Linked DNA regions of Mus musculus: region 1 is linked to region 2. The links are chromatin loops, found by intact Hi-C in ENCODE. Cell type or tissue: heart. All regions are shown on one strand.

Region 1 (8,000 bases), 60 kb after region 2:
CCTGTCTTGAGGGATTCCTTGAGATTCCTTTAAAAACAATTTATATTTACTTATTGTTTGTCCCATAGTCTAGCCACTCTTCCTCCCATTCTCGGATCATTCTCACAGTGCGAGCCTTCACTCACTTCTTGGTGAAGCAGCAGCCCATTGTAGTCCTTCACTCACTTTTTGACAAAGCAGAGGCGCAGTGCAGGTCTTCACTCACCTCTTGACGGAGTGGCGACCCAATGCGGATCTACACTCACTTCCTTTTTTTTTTTTTTTTTTTTTTTTTTTTTTGGTTTTTTGGTTTTTCGAGACAGGGTTTCTCTGTATATCCCTGGCTGTCCGGGAGCCCTCTTTGTAGGCCAGGCTGGCCTCGAACTCAGAAATCTGCCTGCTCTGCCTCCCAAGTGCTGGGATTAAAGGCGTGGGCCACCACACCGGGCCTTCGCTTACTTCCTAATGAAGTGGCGGTTCAGTGTGGGTTTTCACTCACCTCTTGACGAATCGTAGACCCAATGCAAAGAGTGGTCTCTCTCAGACCCCAAACCCAGAGCCACACGCTGTGTGCCAGTTTGCCCCGACCTGCAGGGATGATCATCGGGGACTCAGGGCAAGGGAGTGAGAGAGTGGGAGGGAAAGACAGACGAAGAATGAGAGCAAGTCAATCATACTGATCAAGGTCTGAAAAACTTTACTCAGGAGTAGCAATATAAGCATAAGCAAGAGGAGGCTCTGAGGGAGGAGGGAAGAGCCAAGGGGCTCTCTGAAAGTCAGGTGGCAATCTTCAGCTCCTGAAACCAATGGTCACCGTGTACGCTTTACCCACAAACATTCTTACTGTTATGACCACGAATGTTCTCTCAGGATTGTTTATGTGAGCCAGAAAATATCCACAAGGCCATGGCTGAGGCCATGGCTCCTGGCACTTACCCAGTGATTGGCTACTTTATTCATTAGGGGATTCATTCACAAGAACAGCACCAGGCGCATCCGCAACAAAGCGGCATCTTTCCCGCTGTCTTGTGTTTGAACGCTTTATCGGTCCAGTCTAACTCATGAGACAAGGCTTTGAGTTCTTTGGAGACAATGCCAGAGTTTTCTCATTTCTGTGCCTGACCACAGAGCACTGGGTGATGCTCCTGAAGCACTCAATTTTTTCACATAAATCGAAAAATACAAGAAAATCAAGGAATAAACATTAATTTGCTGAGGTCTACTTTGTGCCAGAATAGGACAATAACATCTTTTTTTCTTTATCATTTTCTTTGTTTGCTTGCTTGCAACATGGTCTTACTGTGTAAGGCAGTAAGACATGTTTCCCATGGATTAATTCATTTAGCAGTTCCAACATCTCATAACAATTCAGATATTTTACAAAAGACAAAGCTTAAAAAAAAAAAGTCACACAACCCTAACAGAGAAATATGTGACTTTTAAGTGACCAGGACAAGAAGGAGTTGGGCTCACATTCAGCCAGCTTCGAGCGCACTCATGATGACACTGTACAACCGACTCAAGCTATAGAGCACTTTAGTCAATGGAAAAAAACAAAAAAACAAAAAAACAAACAAACAAACAAAAAACTCTCAGGTGAAGAATATTAAGTTCTCAAGTTACAAAAGGATGTGGAATACTCAGTGCCACTCAAAAGCCGAAACAAACTAGGAGCTATCATGGAAGATGACAAAGGAAAGTCCCACGTGATCCAAGGCCGGTTTTGAAGCATTGTGCTTCTAACAGTCCCCTCCCGAGAAGGAACATAAAGTCATAAATCTCTGCCACGCCCACTCCAGCCCTGTTCGTTGTTTGCTTTTTTAACACCAGCCTTTCCATCTGCTCTTTCCTGTGATTTTTTTTTAAATCACTTGCTAACCTCACCCTATAAACAGACCCTGAAAACTTAGAACTGTGGGGCTGTATCTTTATGAAGATGGGGTGGCAGTGATGAAGACGGTCACAATGACAAGTACCCACAGCTATGAGGGTGGCTTCACAAACAATCCAAAAGGATAGCTCACTTCAGGAAATACTTGGTGCCTTAGAAAGAACCATAGATGTGTTTACCTTAGTCCCCACTGACATTTAACCATTAAGTCTCCAGAATGAAAGCAATAAGGACGGTCACGAGGACTTCACCCTACACATAAATGCAAATATTCTGGACTTGATTTGTGGCTGTCCAGTGGCTTAGACTCAAGCAGGGCTCGCCTGAAAGGAGGGCTGGAAATAAAAAGGGCAGGGGGGCGGGGAGGAGATGGGAGGGTGAAAGAAACATGGAGCCAAGGCTCATGTTTAATATTTAGCACAGCATATATATAGGGGTAAACCTCAAAACCCAACCCCAGAATAGCAATGCAGGTAGCAACAGCACAGCAGCCAATCTGATAAGTTTCCATTTCTTGTCCGTTCATGAATTCCACTACACCAAAGTTCATAGCTGCAGCTAAGGCAGCTGTTTCTGTTCAGGCCGATAAGGCCTATCATACAAAGTATGTATATCCTGCCTATCATGGCAAATAGCCAAGGTCTTCTGGGAAGAATGTTCAAGGACTGCTTGTCCAGGACAGGCTGGGGGGGCAGGGATCACATTATTTCAAATTCCCGAGCGAGGCACACACATAAATACCCTTCTGTGCTGCTCCTTCTCACTGGAGCAGTGCGAACATGGTGCCAGGGCTGCAGGTCCTTCTGTTCCTCACCCTGCATCTCCTGCAGAACACAGAGAGCTCCATGGTGCATCTCAACAGCAATGGATACGAGGGTGTGGTCATTGCCATTAACCCCAGTGTGCCGGAGGACGAAAGGCTCATCCCAAGCATAAAGGTAAGAAGGGGTTTTATTGTCAGGTCAATAATTCTGTTGCCTGCGCATCCAAACTCACACACACAGTTACACATTCACACACACAGTTACACACTCACACACACGGTTTTACCCTCCTAAAGGGCACTTTAACCATCTTCATCATGTCTGCAGTATTATCTACAGTCAAGATGGAAATTTGCCTAGCTTTATATTTTTATTATATAATAAAATCTGTGTTTAACCTGTTAATAATTTATTAACTTGGTAAAGTAAGAGACTTCAGAAGAAGAAGAGTTCTCACACTTTATCTTAGTAATGTTGGTTTACAGAGTCTATACAGCAAATGTCCTGCCCACTCCTCCAGCTGCTCCTACGTGCTCAACTTTGGAAAATCCTTACCTATCTTAACTTAAAGGAAAACTGACACATGCTTAAAGCTGATGTGTTCCTAATTGCACTTGTTTAATAAAAATGTTTGCGTCGTGTGTACTTTGTCCATAGGTCCTTGCAACATTTCCATGCAATGCTTAGGAGCAGAAGGCTGGGTTCCTCTAAAAATTGAATGAATTGTTTGTAGGATTGTAGCAAGTAGCAGGCAGAAGCAAACCAGTCTTATTTGTATTTATTATTAGACATTGAGCAATGCCAGAGTGACTCAGTGGGTTATAAATACAGCTGTGTATACATATGTGTAAAATGATAATTGAAGATGAGGTCGTGAGTTTGTTAGGGAAAGGAGGGTTGTGGGAGGAATGGGGGAAGGGTGTAGACACATTCATATATAAAGTTTACCAAAAAAATGTGTGTTTTTTTTTAATAATCTGGTCATTTATTTATATGCTCTACTTGGGTAGTAACTCAAAATAAAACAAAGGCAATTTTAATTAACATAGAATACAATAATTACCAAACCTTAAGCTCCCTGTGAGTTTGAACAATGCAATTGTAAGAAAATTGATTAACGCACCACTTGCCTGCAGACTTCTGACATTCATCCCTGTTATGCCTAACGCACAGACTGCAGTCGCATCTCCAATCCAACTGCCACCTGGAGGGGTGGGCAGGTGAAGGTCAGGGTTAGCTTTGGGCATGTGGAAATGAGTTTACGGATCCAAGAGATTCAGTCAAATGTATCCCAGTTTTTCAGTTACTCTGTGCACACACACTTGAGGAAGAGGAGCCCCCGTTTGCTTCTTCTGGTTTATGTATAGATGATTTATGCTCAGTTTGTTTTGAGATTGCTACCACAATGCACTTTTCATTTTCTCAGGAAATGGTAACTCAAGCCTCTACCTACCTGTTTGAAGCCAGCCAAGGAAGAGTTTATTTCAGAAACATAAGCATATTAGTCCCGATGACCTGGAAGTCAAAACCTGAGTACTTAATGCCAAAACGAGAATCGTATGACAAAGTAGGTTTCCTGTCCAGCTCCTAAACTGTTTCTTGTGGGTTTCCAAATGAATGTTTACAAGGTTTGATAATTGTTAACCATTAAGTTAGTAATAAGTATTATAACTTGTTGTTGCTTTTGTGTGTCTGTGTGTACATTTGTGTGGACTATTTGTACACATCCACATGTTTGTGTATGTGTGTAGATGCACACAAACATGCTCTCCCCAAGTGTGTGTGTGTGTGTGTGTGTGTGTGTGTGTGTGATCATGTAGGAGTCAGAGGTTAATATTAGGTGGTTTCCTCTATTTGCTTTGGACCTTTAACTTTTAAAGACAAGGTCTGCTACTGAACCTGAGAGTCATCAATTTGGGTAGGCTAGCTAGAGAACAATCTCTGGTAGTCTGTCTGTCTCTACCACTTCACCAGTGGGGTTACAAACACACGTCACCATACCCAGCTTTTGAGTGGGTATTGGGACTGAAACTCCCGTTCTTGTGCATAAACAGAAAGCACTTTACCCACGGAGCCCTCTACTCAACCCTAACTTTTATCACTTAAGTGAGACAGTCCTTGTTTGTAAAATCTCTTGATTCTAACATCTTGGAATCTGACTGGGTTTGCTGTTCTGTGTTTAGGCAGACGTCATAGTTGCGGATCCTCACCTGCAACATGGAGACGACCCCTACACCCTTCAGTATGGACAGTGTGGGGACAGAGGACAGTACATACACTTCACTCCAAACTTCCTACTCACTGATAACTTGCGTATCTACGGACCCCGAGGTAAAAATAACTATTTTATACTTCTTATTTCCACTGGGGAAAAGCAAACCACTACCATTAATGTGGATTTCTAAAACTTTAAGAAAATTAAGCCTTCACTAACACCTGTGTTTGAAACTATGATAGTTATATCCCACCTATTTGTGCATTCAAATTAATACATAAAATGGGTCACTTGTTATAACAAGCATATTCGAATTTTTCAGCTATTAAAAATTATCAATTTCTTAGAGTTTGTAACAATTGCAATTTGGGAAATAGACAAAGTGATTGAAAATAAAAGGAAACTGTATTCAAATACATAAACTTCAGTTTTGTAGATGACAGTCTTCTCTCTCAGGCAGAGTCTTTGTCCATGAGTGGGCCCATCTCCGGTGGGGAGTATTTGATGAGTATAACGTGGACCAGCCTTTCTACATGTCTAGAAAGAACACTATAGAAGCAACAAGGTATCACTGTGAACTTTCCATTTCTACAATTTGTTGCCTGAGAGTCTTCTGCTGTCTGTACTTGGCAGTTCAACTGACAGAGTGTTAGACAGTTCACACAATATTCAAACTGTAGCACTTTGTATTAACACATATTTGATTAGTTCTGGTGCCTTGGAATGAAGATAATCAGATATATGGACCTAACTCAGACTTACTAGAATTTTACAAATATCATTTATTGATAGCAAAAATATGAAATAGCTAAACCCAAAGACATCAACAAATTGCAACTTAATCCTACTGACATATTCTATATTATTTTACACTTTGATTTCTTCATGCATATTGTATACTAACTGTGTGTAGAAAGAAGACATGTGACGCTCCTCCCTTCTTTACATTCTCATATGCCCTGCCCTTCCCTCCAGTCTATGTCGCTTCTACTTCTTTCCAAACCTTATAGGGGATAACCATTTCATTGAAGACAATTAAGTTGCCAGACAGCTTTGTGATAAAAATGCTTTTCTTTTAAATTGGTGAAAAATCCTGTGTCTCATGAGGATCTGAGAGTACATTGATCTTTTTTTTTTTAAGAAATAAAATTCTCTGAGAAATCTAATCAAACCCTATGCATAAACTGGTAGGTATTTAAGCCTTTAAATCTAAAAGTGACAGACACTTAGTACATTGAGAAAAGTATTGAGAAAAATAGAAGTTGATGTGAAGAGGCAGCCAGTCTTTGAAAGGACATCTATCTTATAAAATAGTGTTCTTGAAAACACCTACCCAGCCTGCCTCCCTCCGTGTGTGATCTGCAGAGCTGCCTGGACCCGTGCACAAAAGGATCAGCTGAGAATGAATTAATTATGTTCAATTCTTCCTTCAGTGTAAGTCAAAAGGTAAACTGAAGACTACTATAAAGCCAAAGCCGTGTGAGAATTTAAGAGAATTTTAAGCTTAATTTTGATCACCACACTCCACCAAAAACAATTCTTAACTTTTAGTCAAGAATTGGTTTTTTTATTTATTTTATTAGATATTTTCTTCATTTACATTTCAAATGCTACCCTCTTTCCTAGTTTCCTCTCCAAAAGTCCCCTATAGCCTCCCCCCCTCCCCCCCGTTCTGCTCCGCAACCCCCCTGGCATTCCTTTATACAGGGGCATATGATCTTCACAAGACCAAGGGCCTCTCCTTCCATTGATGGCTGACTAGGCCATCCTCTGCTACATATACAACTAGAGACACAAGCTCTGGGGGGGGGGGGGGTACTGGTTAGTTCCTATTGTTATTCCTCCTGTAGGGTTGCAGACCCCTTCAGCTCCTTGGGTACTTTCGCTAGCTCCTTCACTGGGGGAGAATTGTTAAGTAACTCTTAGTTCATTTCATTTCTACAACATTATTATAATACAGTAAATACTATCTTTGGTTCAATGATAACGAACATGAACTAAAAATGCTGTTCTCAACTGTTGCATGTAGTTTTTAAAACACACTACCAACTTGCCCAGGAACTGCGGCACTACTGGTCCCTCCTGGCTCCCGTTTGCTCCACATGGCTTAGCTCCAGGCTTGATTGCAACCAGCACTAAGCCAGCTTCCTTTGAAATCCACAGATGAAAGACACACACTCAGTTATTTCACCTTAATTTGCCTGCCAAGCACAATTGCTGGGCGCTAACACCTCCAGCCCGGAAATGCGTGCCCTAACCAATTTAACTCCATCTCTCCTCCTGCCCTAAACTTAGTGGCTTGTTCCAATTAGCTCCTGCCACACATCTTTGGCACCCCGCCCATAGCTGAGGCCACAGGCCCTCGCTGCCCCCGAGGTCTTACATGGTGGCTGTGTCCCTTTTCCTCCAAGCATGGCAGAAAAGCTTCTTCTCTCCTTCCCTGTGTCTCCTTTTCCTCTTGGGACCCGGGAACCTGTCCCTTCCACCCAACAGTTGGCTCACAGCCTTCTTGACTGACAAATCAAGAACAAATTAGCAAACTGGACGTTGAGTATCAGAACCTCCCCTGACACCCAACAGGGAATATGTCTCAGTCTATAGAGCACTTGCCTCACAAGCATGAGAACCTAGGACTGATGCCCAGAACTCACGAAAACAACGTTGGCATGGAGGTACGTGTTTGCGACCCCAGCACTGGGGAGGAGGAGAAAGGAAGATTGTGGAAGGGAGGTCGGGCAGTCAGTCTAACCTACTCTGTGAGTTCCAGGCTGAGGAGAGACCCTGCCTCAAAGGAAGTGAACGGAATGACTTCGGATAACAGCTGAGTTCGCCCTTTGTCCTCCACATGAACACACTCATACACATATGCAAGAAGCACATAGACCAAACATTTACATAAACATTAAAAATAATAATAAATCTCAAAACCACTGTTCCTATTGAAACCTGGGGGGGCACGGCCCTGTATCTACTCTTGTCAAAGTGGAGGGCGTGGTAGAGGATGACCAATAGCAGTTGCCACAGAGAGATTTTAGAGTACTGATTTGACTCCTAGTACTGAAATACATAGGGATTTTAAAAACCAATATGGGGCTGAGGAAGCAGAGGTGTTGCAGAGGGCTCACCGAGCATGCACGGGCTCTAGGTCCAA
Region 2 (8,000 bases):
AATATTATGTGTACCTTGCTCTAATTTAAAGCAGAGTTCTTCTCTTTCTGTATCTTTCTAAAAAGAAGCCTGGATTCTGGGTGGAAGGCTGCAGCCCCAGAGAAGAGTCAGAGACACATCCTCACCACGCTAACGAACGTGATGTTTCTCTTTTCTAGCATATAGATACGTCATCAGGATGAGTGGGCATTCTCTGGCTCTCCAAGAAGATTTTAGCAACTCTACTTTAGTGAATACTTCCAGTGTAATGCCTAAAGAGGCTGGCTCAAAAGAAACATTTAAATTCAAACCAGAAACTTTTAAAATAGAAAATGGCACCCAAGTCTACATTGCAATCCAGGCTGACAATGAAGCCCGTCTCTCCTCTGAGGTCTCCAACATTGCACAGGCTGTGAAGTTTATTCCTCCACAAGTTTATTTGACACCCAGCACCCCTCCTGGTCTGAGTACCCCCAGCACCCCTCCTGGTCTGAGTACCCCCAGCACCCCTCCTGGTCTGAGTACCCCCAGCACCCCTCCTGGTCTGAGTACCCCCAGCACCCCTCCTGGTCTGAGTACCCCCAGCACCCCTCCTGGTCTGAGTACCCCCAGCACCCCTCCTGGTCTGAGTACCCCCAGCACCCCTCCTGGTCTGAGTACCCCCAGCACCCCTCCTGGTCTGAGTACCCCCAGCACCCCTCCTGGTCTGAGTACCCCCAGCACCCCTCCTGGTCTGAGTACCCCCAGCACCCCTCCTGGTCTGAGTACCCCCAGCACCCCTCCTGGTCTGAGTACCCCCAGCACCCCTCCTGGTCTGAGTACCCCCAGCACCCCTCCTGGTCTGAGTACCCCCAGCACCCCTCCTGGTCTGGGTACCAAAGTGTCCGTACCCAGTTTGACAGTTTTTGTACTTGTTGCAACTTTATTCATATTTTAAACTAGAAATTGCAGTAGAACTGAAATTCAACCTTTGAATTCAAATTTACTCTCCTCATTGTCTACTCTACAACTCCTTGTAACATAAACGTGAACATTCAATACTGTAAATTTCCTATTTGCGTCTATTAAAATTATAAGTTGCTATATATAAATCACAGTATTTCCTTAATCTACCTTTGGGAGAAAAATGAGTTAAAACGAACAACTCATTTTCTAAATATCAATATCTAAAAGCTATTACAGTAACTATAACATGTAATTTTATGGAAATAATTACACGAGGAAACAGAATATAAAGCTCGGAAAGAGAAAATGATGTCTATTTTCATTATAAATCTGCGAAAAGAGAAACACGAACTCATTTCCAGACAGCATTATTATATGTTCTCTGCATTTTTTTTTAATATGAGAAAGCAAAAGAAAAACAGGCAAAATCCCTAAGTCGGCAAATTGCTTCCTTGTATTAATCTCCGTTCTGTTATTCAACAGGACACTTGAGAATGGGTCAGGTACGGAGGAAGCGTTTTGGAGGCTAAGAGGGCTAAGGTCCAGCGAGTGGCAGGTTCTGGCAAGGACACCACAGAGTTCCTGTACTTGATCCAGATCAAGGACCAGCCGGAGGCTGTGAGGAAGCACTCAGCACAATGCACCTTCACAGGAGCAAACTGATTCCAGTAAGAGTGACTCTGCCTCTATGCCTCCAGTAAGGGTCACTCTGTGGTCACAGCACAGTCATTTCCCAGCATGAATTCAAGACAGCCTGTAGAGAAAATAAGTCATATTCAAACCATACCAAAAGCCTAGTGGCAAATGAGTATTGCCTAGCATTTACACAAGACACGGAGTCTCTTTCTCGTATAAAATCTATCAGAGAAGTCCACATTCTCTTGTATCTTGGGCTGAGAACTACTGTTTACATGGGAACAAGAACTACTCTCCCGTGATTTCTAAGATTACAGTCTGGCTCTGCTTCTAAAACATATCCTGTGTCATATATAATTTGCAGATTGTCTGAAGTCTCAGGTATAGCGACATAAGCCTTCCATGTCAGCCCTTGGGAGGCTGAGGCAGGCAGATCTATGCAGAGCTCCAGTGTAGTCAGGTCTACTTAGCAAGACCCTGTCTCAAAGAAGGAAACTAAACTGAAGCTGAAAGGCCTGAGATGGAAGATCAAGGCTGCCCTGTCCGCAGCTGTAACCTAGAACAAATTCCCTCAAAGGAGCTTCAGCTTGCACAGAGGGCTTTCCTGATTCCCCTCCCCTTGGGAAATTATTTTCTGATTCTGAGTTCTCTGATGCTGTGCTATAGCTCTCTGCGGAACCTTCCCCACTCTCACTTGTATTTTGAATATTATTTTATTCCAACTTAATCCACGAAAAAAGTCTTCAAGTCCTTCAGGGGCAATGCCCACACTGACGGCATCCTACACTCATACAGAGCACCAGTAAGGGGCACAGACCATAGAGAAGCATGCTCATCTTTTGTGTGGGTGAAGGGCAACAAGAGATTTACTGGGTGGTGGAGGGTCACTTGCTATGGCAAGTGCTCTTTATTATGTTTCTCTTTTATTTAGTTAGTTACATTGGTTTGGGCTTTTTGCTTGTTTGTTTTGTTTTGTTTTCTGAGACAGTCTCATTACATATGTAATCCAGCAGTGTAGGACACCAGATGTTTCAGGCATTATTTTATTTAATGTTTGCAATGTTTTTGTTTTGTTTTGTTTGTTTTTAGAAAGATACTTGCTCTCCTCATTTTACAGCTATGGAAATTGGGAATGAGAGAGGCTAAGTTGTGATGGAGAGTTTTCTTGACAGAAGGAAAATGGTTGAGCTATTAAGGTGATACATTATGTATGCCCAAATTCACCCAAGATAAACAGATGGGGTGCCATAGCAGTGACTCAAGTAGATAGAAAGAAAAATGCTTATAGTGGGGACAGTGTGGGAAGATTTCACAGCCTTTATCAAGCTTGGACTGCAAGCTGGGACAGGCCCAATAGTTGAAGATAAGAACATGAAGGAAAGCTAAGTTTTCCCTGCAACCAGCTGGCTTTTCCCATAGCCTCGGGCAGCTCAGGGATTTCTCATTCCCAGCATAAACCCTGGAAGACTCTATTTACAGTTTTACAAATTAAAGCCATAAAAACAAATTTTAATTAGCAATCTTATGTCAGCATTGACACTTACAACAGCATGTGATGTTTAATAATAGTGTATAATTCTAGTTGAGTTTTTTAAGTGTCAAAGTCCTGCTTGAAGTGCTTTTCCTGCATTCTCTCATGTAGTACTCCCCAGATTGTATAACAGTTTTGTCACAGAGAAGATGAGAGTCTCCATTCCAGACAAGAGAATAGATTTCTCTTATGCTGTATTTTTAAGATTTTTTTTATCACTGTTAATTACATGTATGTGTGTATGACTGTGTGTGGTTGTGTGTGTATGAGTTCAGGTGCCAAAGCAGGCTAGAAGCGTTGAATTCCTGGAACCTAGGGTTACAGATGGATGGGAGTGCCTGGCTTGGTACTGGACACTGCAAGGGCACTGTGTGCTTAAGTGCTAACCCACAGCTCCATGTCCCACACCTGGGAATAAAAAGAAAAACACATTCTCATAATATTTCTGTCTTTAAAGAAACAAAATTTCTTACTACAGATGGCCCTAGGAAACTCTTTTCTTCTTCTTCTTCTTCTTCTTCTTCTTCTTCTTCTTCTTCTTCTTCTTCTTCTTCTTCTTCTTCTTCTTCTTCTTCTTCTTCTTCTTCTTCCTCTTCTTCTTCTTCTTCTGTTGTTTCTGGCTTTTCTTTTTAAAAGGGTCTACTCCATGTGTAACACAGCAATATAAGGCCCCATGCCCTGCTTCAGGAGTTATTACATTTAATCTTCACAACATTCCTTTTTAAAGACCTCATTGACCTCGTTTTGAGTCAGAAAAATTGAGGCTGAGAGAGAAGTTATACTCAGAAAAATAATCTCTTGCTAACAAAATATTTAAAATCTAGTAAGAAGATGTGTTATGTTGGTAAGATGAGCTTAAGCAACAAGACAGAGTACAACAGTGACTCGGGAAAGGTAAAAAACTTTAAGATACTCCAAGAAAAATAATGTGGGAGGATCTTACAGATAAGGTACATCAAGCCTGGGCTGGCACAGTGGAATACTGTCAACAGTTGGAGAAAAGGAAAGTCCCAAGAGATATCAGCATTTCTATCAAATTATGCAAATATTCTGGCCGTGATTCAAATTCCCGAGCGAGGCACACACATAAATGCCCTTCTGTGCTGCTCCTTCTCACTGGAGCAGTGCGACCATGGTGCCAGGGCTGCAGGTCCTTCTGTTCCTCACCCTGCATCTCCTGCAGAACACAGAGAGCTCCATGGTGCATCTCAACAGCAATGGATACGAGGGTGTGGTCATTGCCATTAACCCCAGTGTGCCAGAGGACGAAAGGCTCATCCCAAGCATAAAGGTAAGAAGGGGTTTTATTGTCAGGTCAATAATTCTGTTGCCTGCACATCCAAACTCACACACACAGTTACACACTCACACACACAGTTACACACTCACACACACGGTTTTACCCTCCCAAGGGGCGCTTTGACCGTCTTCATCATGCCTGCAGTATTATCTTCAGTCATGATGGGAATCTGCCTAGCATTATATTTTATTATATAATAAAATCTGTGTTTAACCTGTTAATAATTTATTAACTTGATAAGGTAAGAGACTTCAGAAGAAGAAGAGTTCTCACACTTTATCTTAGTAATGTTGGTTTACACAGTCTATACAGCAAATGTCCTGCCCACTCCTCCAGCTGCTCCTACGTGCTCAACTTTGGAAAACCGAAAATCCTTACCTATCTTACCTTGAAGGAAAACTTACACATGCTTAAAGCTGATGTGTTTCTAATTGCACTTGTTTAATAAAAATGTTTGCATCCTGTGTACTTTGTCCATAGGTCCTTGCAACATCTCCATGCAGTGCTTAGGAGCAGAAGGCTGGGTTCCTCTAAAAATTGAATGAATTATTTGTAGGATTGTAGCAAGTAGCAGGCAGAAGCAAACCAGTCTTATTTGTCTTTATTATTAGCTCTTGAGCCATGCCAGAGTGACTCAATGGGTTATAAATATAGCTGTGTATACATATGTGTAACAATAATAATTGAAGATGAGGTCGTGAATTTGTTAGGGAGAGTGAGGGTTGTGGGAGGAATGGGGGAAGGGTGTAGACACATTCGTATATAAAGTTTACCCAAAAAATGTGTGTTTTTTTAATAATCTGGTCATTTATTTATATGCTCTACTTGGGCAGTAACTCAAAATAAAACAAAAGCAATTTTAATTAACATAGAATATAATAATTACCAGACCTTAAGTTCCCTGTGAGTTTGAACAATGCAATTGTAAAAAAAATTGATTAACACACCACTTGCCTGCAGACTTCTGACTTTCATCCCTGTTATGCCTCACGTCGCATCTCCAATCCAACTGCCACCTGGAGGGGTGGGCAGGTGAAGGTCAGGGTTAGCTTTGGGCATGTGGAAATGAGTTTACGGATCCAAGAGATTCAGTTAAATGTATCCCAGTTTTTCAGTTACTCTGTGCACACACACTTGAGGAAGAGGAGCCTCCGTTTGCTTCTTCTGGTTTATGTATAGATGATTTATGCTCAGTTTGTTTCGAGATTGCTACCACAATGCACTTTTCATTTTCTCAGGAAATGGTAACTCAAGCTTCTACCTACCTGTTTGAAGCCAGCCAAGGAAGAGTTTATTTCAGGAACATAAGCATATTAGTCCCGATGACCTGGAAGTCAAAATCTGAGTACTTAATGCCAAAACGAGAATCGTACGACAAAGTAGGTTTCCTGTCCAGCTCCTAAACTGTTTCTTGTGGGTTTCCAAATGAATGTTTACAAGGTTTGATAATTGTTAACCATTAAGTTAGTAATAAGTATTAAAACTTTTTGTTGCTTTTGTGTGCTTGTGTGTACATCTGTGTGGACTATGTGTACACATTCACATGTTTGTGTATGTGTGTGGAAGCACACACATGCTCTCCCCAAGTGTGTGTGTGTGTGTGTGTGTGTGTGTGTGTGTGTGTGTGTGTGATCATGTAGGAGTCAGAGGTTAATATTAGGTGGTTTCCTCTATTTGCTTTGGACCTTTAACTTTTAAAGACAAGGTCTGTTACTGAACCTGAGAGTCATCAATTTGGGTAGGCTAGCTAGAGAACAATCTCTGGTAGTCTGTCTGTCTCTACCACTTCTCCAGTGGGGTTACAAACACACGTCACCATGCCCAGCTTTTGAGTGGGTATTGGGACCGAAACTCCCGTTCTTGTGCATAAACAGAAAGCACTTTACCCACGGAGCCCTCTACTCAACCCTAACTTTTATCACTTAAGTGAGACAGTCCTTGTTTGTAAAATCTCTTGATTCTAACATTTTGGAATCTGACTGGGTTTGCTGTTCTGCACTTTAGGCAGACGTCATAGTTGCGGATCCTCACCTGCAACATGGAGACGACCCCTACACCCTTCAGTATGGACAGTGTGGGGACAGAGGACAGTACATACACTTCACTCCAAACTTCCTACTCACTGATAACTTGCGTATCTATGGACCCCGAGGTAAAAATAACTACTTTATACTTCTTATTTCCACTGGGGAAAAGCAAACCACTACATTAATGTGGATTTCTAAGACTTTAAGAAAATTAAGCCTTCACTAACACCTGCGTTTGAAACTATGATAGTTATATCCCACCTATTTGTGCATTCAAATTAATACATAAAACGGGTCACTTGTTATAACAAGCATATTCAAATTTTTCAACTATTAAAAGTTATCAATTTCTTAGAGTTTGTAACGATTTCAATTTGGGAAATAGACAAAGCGATTAAAAATAAAAGGAAACTGTATTCAAATACTTAAACTTCAGTTTTGTAGATGACAGTCTTCTCTCTCAGGCAGAGTCTTTGTCCATGAGTGGGCCCATCTCCGGTGGGGAGTATTTGATGAGTATAACGTGGACCGGCCTTTCTACATTTCTAGAAAGAACACTATAGAAGCAACAAGGTATCACTGTGAATTTTCCAATTCTACAATTTCTTGCCTGAGGGTCTTCTGCTGTCTGTTCTGGGCAGTTCAAGTGACAGGATGTTTAGACAGTTCACACAGTATTGACACTGTACCATTTTGTACTAATACATATTCAATTAGTTCTGGTGTCCCTGCCTTGGAATGAAGATAATCAAATATAGGGACCTAACTCAGTACTCACCGGATTTTTTTCAAATATCATTTATTGATAGCAGAAAAATGTAATAGCTAAGTCCAAAGACATCAACAAATTGCAACTTAATCCTACCGACATTTCCAATATTATTTTACACTTTGATTTCTTCATGCATATTGTATACTAACTCTGTGTAGAAAGAAGACATGTGATGCTCCTCCCTTCTTTACATTCTATTATGCCCTGCCCCTCCCTCCAGTCTATGCCTCTTCTACTTCTTTCCAAACATTGTAGGAAACAACTACTTCATTGAAGTCAATTAAGTTACTAGACAGCTTTGTGATAAAAAAAAAAAACACTTTACTTTTAAATTAGTGAAAAATTCATATGTTTCATGAGGATACGTGAGTACATTGATTTTATTTTATTTTTTTAAGAAATAAAATTCTCTGAGAAATCTAATCAAACCATATGCATAAACTTGTAGGTATTTAAGCCTTTAAATCTAAAAGTGACAGACACTTAGTACATTGAGAAAAGTATTGAGAAAAATAGAAGTTGATGTGAAGAGGTAGCCAGTCTTTGAAAGGACATCTATCTTATAAAATAGAGTTCTTGAAAACACCTACCCAGCTTGCCTCCCTCTGTGTGTGTGATCTGCAGAGCTGCCTGGACCCGTGCACAAAAGGATCAGCTGAGAATGAATTAATTACCTTCAATTTTCCTTCAGTGTAGGTCAAAAGGTAAATTGAAGACTACTATAAAGCCAAAGCCGTGTGCCATCATACATGGGAATTTAAGAGAATTTTAAGTATAATTTTGACTCACCACACTCCACCAAAAACAATT

The links. Peaks named below come from ENCODE experiments on the same cell type or tissue, not always from the same donor. Only the 100,000 strongest peaks of a DNase experiment are listed, where the experiment ranks them.
Region 1: it touches region 2 in a loop (10-fold over the local background); 12 of 42 quality-filtered maps call a loop at or near these places.

The regions. Positions count from the first base shown.
Region 1 is chr3:144,755,372-144,763,371 of GRCm38, reverse strand. Clca3a1 (chloride channel accessory 3A1) reads left to right here and starts at 2,395. Exons shown (of 14, transcript NM_009899.4): 1 at 2,395-2,808; 2 at 4,061-4,201; 3 at 4,818-4,965; 4 at 5,306-5,414. The coding sequence starts at 2,650. In heart, no CTCF peak of the experiment used is centred here; no DNase peak of the experiment used is centred here.
Region 2 is chr3:144,815,693-144,823,692 of GRCm38, reverse strand. It overlaps Clca3a2 (chloride channel accessory 3A2), which reads left to right and starts at 4,199. Exons shown (of 14, transcript NM_030601.3): 1 at 4,199-4,382; 2 at 5,630-5,770; 3 at 6,396-6,543; 4 at 6,883-6,991. The coding sequence starts at 4,224. Clca3b (chloride channel accessory 3B) reads left to right here. Exons shown (of 14, transcript NM_139148.2): 14 at 159-1,070. The coding sequence ends at 916. In heart, no CTCF peak of the experiment used is centred here; no DNase peak of the experiment used is centred here.